2 separate regions of the Homo sapiens genome follow, and region 1 is linked to region 2. Evidence: chromatin contacts called from ENCODE Hi-C data. All regions are on one chromosome and are shown on one strand. The core of a region is the stretch at or near the end of the contact, and the rest is flanking DNA. Distances in the headings are between cores, read along the strand shown.

Region 1 (3,042 bases), core at 427-2,926, 3.1 Mb before region 2:
TTTGTATTTTCTCACTTGACGTCTGCCAAGGGAACATACTTAGGAACATATGTAGATGAAAACGACTCCTCCATCCTCAAATCACTGAGTTCTAATGGCCGGCCTGCAGCTCCTTTGATTGTTCTGCGGCAACTAGCACTAATTCTTGTTGGTGTAGTTGCTTCATAGGGGAACATTTCCTTAAGAATATCCCTTTCTACTCTTCTTTCCTGTGTTTTTTTTCTCCCACTTCAGCTCTTGTCAATGGTTTCTTTGGTGTTCTTCTGGGTATGTCTGAGAATTCAGTGACTGGCAGAATAGGAAATGCATGCTTGAAATTTCCAGTCACCCTATTGACAATTAAGGATTCGTTGTTTGAAGCAATTATAGTTTCAGCTATGGGAGTACTCGCTGAAATTACTGCTCCATCTATACGAAAATATTCTGAAGCGTGCACCCTTTTGCTTGGAGTTCTTCTTGACCCTCTTGTAGATTCCCTAGTTAATAATGCCTGCAGAGGTCCGCCTTTTGAAGATCCACTTGTCCATTCAGTCCCAGTTATTCCAGCTTGAGAATAGCTCTCCTTGTGCTCAACTCTTCTTTGCTTGAGGGTTACTGGAGTCTTTACTCCCCTGTTTAGCGGTTCTCTCTTCTCAAACTTGAGCCCAATTTAGAGTCTTCTTCATTTTCACCATATCTGTCAGAATCATTACTTCCATTCTGCCTTGTATTTTCTGCTGAAGAAGAAATTGTTGCTGAAGGAGACGATCTTGATTCTGTTCCTTGCTCCCTCAGTTTCAAAAGCTATTTCTCATACAGCTTCCTGGTTGTTCCCACAATAGGACCACAATTCACTCCGTATTTCACAAGCTGATCCAAAGGATCTTCATTAGTGAGTTCTGTTACATCTAGATCGTCTTTATCATCTTGTCTGGGTTTATCAGTTTTCTTTGTGGCTTTCCTGCCGGCGGCGGGCTCGGAGCCGAGACGGCTGTGGGCTCGCGCTCCTCGTACGTAGCTGGAGAATTCCGGGGGCCCCTTTCTTTTGGCGCTGGCGGCGAGCGGCGGCCCTAACAAGTGATTTGAGACTGTTCAGTAGCTCAGATCCCTTGCAGCGGTTTGAGATTGAAGAGATTATGTAGGCAAAGTATTTTGCGTGAGCTCTTCAACCCCATGAGAGGATACATATGAACTGGACTGTCCTACGCCTCTTTACAGGCTCCGAAATTCAAAATATTGAAATATTTTGAAATTATTCGATTAGCTGCTATCCTTTGGATACAGATAACTCCTTCACTAAAGCGTTAGGGATAAGCAGCAGGAGTCAGTTTTAATATCATCATCCCCATTCCAAAATGGACCGAGAAATCATATAACTTTCTCCCGCCAGAAAGTTCAAATAAAACGCGCTAAAAAAAAAAAAAAAAACCAAACAAAAAAAAAACAAAAAAACCTCCCATTTTTTCCGGGGCGGGTGCAAGGTGACGGACGTAGATTCCTGCCAATTGTAGGAGGCTTCCTCAAGCGCGGTCCCGCCTCGTCAGGACGAACTACCAGCCAATGAGAGCACCGCTGCTTCAGCTATCGGGGGACCCATTGAAGAAGAAGAGTGGGTATTGGCCACAGCGTAGGGCTTCTGTCCAATAGGAGCATGCCTGCCGGCGGCTCTGGCGGGAGCTTGAGCGGCTCCGGAAGTGGCAGTTGGCGTAGGTGCATTCGGAGTGCGGCCGAGGTAACTACCGAGTCTTCGGCGGGCTCGCGAGCCCGGCCGCGGCCTGCTGGTTTCAGGTGAGGAGGGGTGTTGCTTCTCCTCAGGCCTTGGGCCTCTAGCTTCGGGATAAACCTCCCCACGCCTGATTCCTGGATTGGGATTCAGGAGACACCCCACGAGGTGGGCTGCACGCGGGCTTGGAACCCGGCGGCCTGAGGGGATTCGGGCCCTCGGGGCGGCGCCAGTGGTCGGGGCTAAGGAGCCCGAACCCCCGCGCGTATCTGGGTTGCTGGGCGTGGGGGCTGGGCAGGCGAGAGCTCGGGGCGATCACTGAAGGAGCCGAGTTCGCTGCTGCGGGGCCTGCCCTGGCCGGGGTGGGAGGTCGCCCGGCCCTTCCCCCGAGAGCCTAGCCTCGGGCTCCTCAGCGGCGTTGCCTGCGCCCGCTCTGAGCGCCGATTACTTCATCACTTTAAAGTTGATGGAAGAACTTCATTTTTAATTTCATCACGGAAACTGTGGAGTAAAGACTTGTATTATCCCTGTTTTACAGGAGAACAAGTTGAGCCGAGTTTAGGAAACCCGCCCAAAGTTTCCCCATGTAGTAAAAGAACAGGGATTTAATATCTATGTATCTAATCAATCTATCTATCTATCTATCTATCTATCTATCTATCTATCTAATCTGTCTATCTAATCTATCTATGTCTTTCTTTCCCCATGTAGTAAAAGAACAGGGATTTAATTTCCTTCTTTCCCTCTCTCCCTTCCCCTCCCGTCTCCCTCTCCCTCCTCTTCCCCCTCCGCCTCTCCCTCTCCCTCTCTCTTCCTCCCTTTTTCCTGTTATAAAGAGAAAAAGGTGTTATAAAGAGAAAAGCGGTGGCTCAGGCCTGTAATCCCAGCACTTTGGGAGGCCGAGGCAGTCGGATCACCTGAGGCCAGGAGTTCGAGACCAGCCTGACCAACATGGAGAAACCCCATTTCCCAGCTACTCGGGAGGCTGAGGCAGGAGAATCGCTTGAACCCGGGAGGCCGAGGTTGCAGTGAGCTGAGATCACGCCATTGCACTCCAGCCTGGGCAACAAGAGTGAAACTCCATCTCAAAAAAAGAAAGAAAGAAAGAAAGAAAAGTCTCCCTGTTGCACCCAGGCTGGAAGAGCTCACTGCAGTCTCGAACTCCCGGGCCCCAGGGATCCTCCCACCTCGGCTTCCCGCAATAGCTGGGACCACAGGTGCGCGCCACCACGCCCGGCTCATTGTTTTATTTTTCTTTTTTCTTTCTTTTTTTGAGATAGAGTCTCGCTTTGTTGCCCCTGCTGGAGTGCAGTGGTGCGATCTCGGCTCACTGCAACCTC
Region 2 (3,034 bases), core at 245-2,744:
ATGAGAAGTGTCCTAGATGTTTTTTTTTTTTTTTTTTTTTCGCAAATCTTCATAGGCACAGTTGCCTGTTTAATTTTTTCTTCAGCCCTTCCCTTAGAGGAGGGAGCCTTAAGTTACCTTTCAAGGTTGGGGGTTAGGAATCTATCATAACTAGTCTAGAGATTTCTCACCAAGGGAAATTTTCCTTATCTAAAAGAGGAACTTCAGGTCTCAACCCTGCCAGTCACACCCAATTAATGTCCTTCACAAAAATAAACAGCATATGTTCCCTTTCAATTTGAGTTCAGTGAGCTCACAGCAAAATTTACCTTTTAATTTTCTTCAGCAAATCCAAGACGAATATACAAAGGATGAGATTAGATAAAGATTTCAGTTTCCCGTATGCCACCGCTGCCGCCAATTTTCCAAAAAAGCCTGGCTCCTCTTTTCCTGTTCCTCCATCCAAGCCCCCAAAGATCTCTAACCAGAAATAAACAGGAAGACTCAGTGATTTACAAAAGACATTTTAGTTTTACACGTACAGAAAATTCTACCCAGCATTACAGAATTCTTAGACTTCTTAAATTCCTGATTTTCCTTGGTATTTACATTTTGATAAGGGAGCCAATGGTTCTTCAAACATTTGAAAAGAACACATACACACTGGACAATTTCAAACGATACAAACAAACGCAACTGTCCTTCTTTCTCATTCCTGTCCTTCAGCCACCCAGTTTCTTCTCCCCTGAGGGAATCAGTTATCATTTGCTGGTCATACTTCCAGATTATACTGTGCCTATGTAAGTGTGTGTGTGTGTGTGTGTGTGTGCACTTTTCATTTTTTCAAATAAAGTATTACTCAACTTTGTAATTCTGCGCGCTCTGGAGGTCAAAGGAGGGATGGCATTGCTGGGGTGTCCCCCACATCCTGAGTGTCTCTAGATAAAAAGGAGCTACCGGGCGGCGGCTGCTTTCCACACAAGCTTAAAATTGCCAAGAGTCAACTGCCAGTTGCTTTGGGTGGTGGCGTCAGAGTGTCTTCAGATAACACGAAGAATGCGTGTAAAGATCGGAGACGGCCGGGCGCGGTGGCTCACGCCTGTAATCCCGGCACTTTGGGAGGCCGAGGCGGGCGGATCACGAGGTCAGAAGTTTGAGACCATCTTGACCAACTTGGTGAAACCTCGGCTCTACTAAAAATACAAAAATTAGCCAAGCGTGGTGACGCGCGCCTGTAATCCTAGCTACTTAGAAGGCTGAGGCAGGAGAATCGCTTGAACACCGGAGGCAGAGCTTGCAGTGAGCCGAGATGGCGCCACTGCACTCCAGCCTGGGTGACAGAGCGAGACTCCATCTCAAAAAAAAAAAAAAAAGGACCGGAAACAAGGGCTCTCAGCTGCGAATTCACCTTTTCTTTGTGTCCGAGCCCCGCCTACCGGGTAACTGGAGAGTATCAGGACTGGGTGCTACCAAGCGCCTCACAGCAGCCCCCAGCCGACACCAACATCCCAACCCTGGGCGACCCGCGGCTGCGCAGGCGCGGATGCATGTTTAGGGGGCTGCGCTAGTCAGTGCGCATGCGCCGTCGCTAGGCAACAGGACACAGCTCCGGGCGCCGGCGTAGAATCTGAGCTGCAGGTGAGGGTTAGTTCCTTTATTCGGCCTCTGCGTTCTCTTAGGATGTTACATTTTGTTTCCTTTTTCAGCCTGTCTACCCTGGTCACACCCTGCTTCGAGTTTCTCTTCCTCCTTTGCCCCCGGTTTGGGCTCTGACTGGTGGAATTGTTCCAGGAAGTTGACAAAACATCCTAGGCTTTTGTAATCACCTGTTAACCTTTCCCAGCTCTGGATCAGAAGCAGCAACTTCCATGAGTTGTGACGCAGAGCAGACAATTCTATTAGCTGGTGTTAGTTTCCAATGGTATAGCCCCTTGGAACTTTTCTCCAAAGAATCGTGGCCCTCACCGTCCGCAGTGCCTGACATTAGGATCTCTACTCAGCCAGAAAAATAAATCCACCCCCGTGCCTTTGTCAAAGACAAAGCAGGACAGTAAAGCGGTTGAGACAGGTTTTAACCAGTAATATACTAATGGAATAAGGAGGAGTCCAGCACGAACTGAACTCAACTTTGATTTGTACAAATGTTACTCAGACTTTAAAGGAAAAATGGGGAAATAGGGAAGGGGAGAGGAATGAGGGGGCGCTCAGAAGAGTGAGGGAAGTGAAAGATTACAAAAAGTGCGAAGTAGGGGTTAGTCCATGTGAAACCCATCTGGGTTTGTTAAAGGGTGTTTCTGGAAGTTAGGCTTTTATCCTCCTACAGATGCTGGGAGATAGGAGCCATATCTTAAGGTGTTGGCTGGAACAGTAAATTCCTTTGGCAGCCTGAGTTTTTTTAGGCAGGCCCTTTAAAGCGGGGCTGGAGTCATCCTAGAGATGCTACCTTGAACTGTTAGAGACTGTGTTAGAGTTTTGTTCAAGTCTGTTGAGGCCTAGTCCACAAATGGCTCAGAGGAACCTGGCTAGAGTTTGGTCAAGGAGAGAATTTTTGTTACTCCGCATATTCTGCACATTATTCTGTGTGAGGTGTTGTATTTTACGTACCCTGAAGTTTGAATTATTGCATATATGTTGGAAAAGAACTGAATTCTCAGTACATATTATTTATATCCTTATTTATTTTAAACAATTTAGGTTTATTTACAAACAAGTTTCATATAATGTTATAGAACCTGCAAATACAGATGCTCTCTATAGGCCAAATTGTTTCACAGCACCTTCCAAAGAGGCAGTCAGTCATTTGCTAAGGTTAAGGTTGAAGCTGTATAGGAGGTGATGCCCAATTCCTCAAAGAAAACAATAAACAGAAGAACTAGCACATGTGTGTCTTAATTTTTGTGTGTTTCAAATGTAGAAAAGAATTATTGGTCTTTAACTCATTTGATAGCCTAAATTTAATGTATTTTTACGTTATACCATATTTAAAAAGTAAAGCTGTGGGAGTGTTCCCTTTGGCAGTGCATATTCTAAAATTGGAACAATACAGAGAAGATTA

The links. A loop is a pair of places that touch in the nucleus more often than their neighbours do. Pooled maps may share reads with other maps.
Region 1: a map of CD8-positive, alpha-beta T cell shows a loop between it and region 2 (9-fold over the local background). The contact joins the promoter of RFWD3 here to the promoter of TAT-AS1 in region 2. A Hi-C loop is called at or near these places in 2 of 168 maps with a recorded cell type or tissue (CD8-positive, alpha-beta T cell and naive thymus-derived CD4-positive, alpha-beta T cell) and 6 of 50 pooled maps.

The regions. Positions count from the first base shown.
Region 1 is chr16:74,665,511-74,668,552 of GRCh38, reverse strand. RFWD3 (ring finger and WD repeat domain 3) reads left to right here and starts at 1,676. Exons shown (of 13, transcript NM_018124.4): 1 at 1,676-1,767. It also overlaps the pseudogene TMPOP2. RefSeq lists a silencer at 1,997-2,146.
Region 2 is chr16:71,563,476-71,566,509 of GRCh38, reverse strand. It overlaps TAT-AS1 (TAT antisense RNA 1), which reads right to left and starts at 1,494. Exons shown (of 3, transcript NR_103852.1): 1 at 1,388-1,494; 2 at 309-459. It overlaps TAT (tyrosine aminotransferase), which reads left to right. Exons shown (of 12, transcript NM_000353.3): 12 at 1-850. LOC124903710 (a long non-coding RNA gene) reads left to right here and starts at 1,570. Exons shown (of 2, transcript XR_007065106.1): 1 at 1,570-1,617; 2 at 1,686-2,857. It also overlaps the pseudogene RNU6-1061P. RefSeq lists an enhancer at 543-1,074.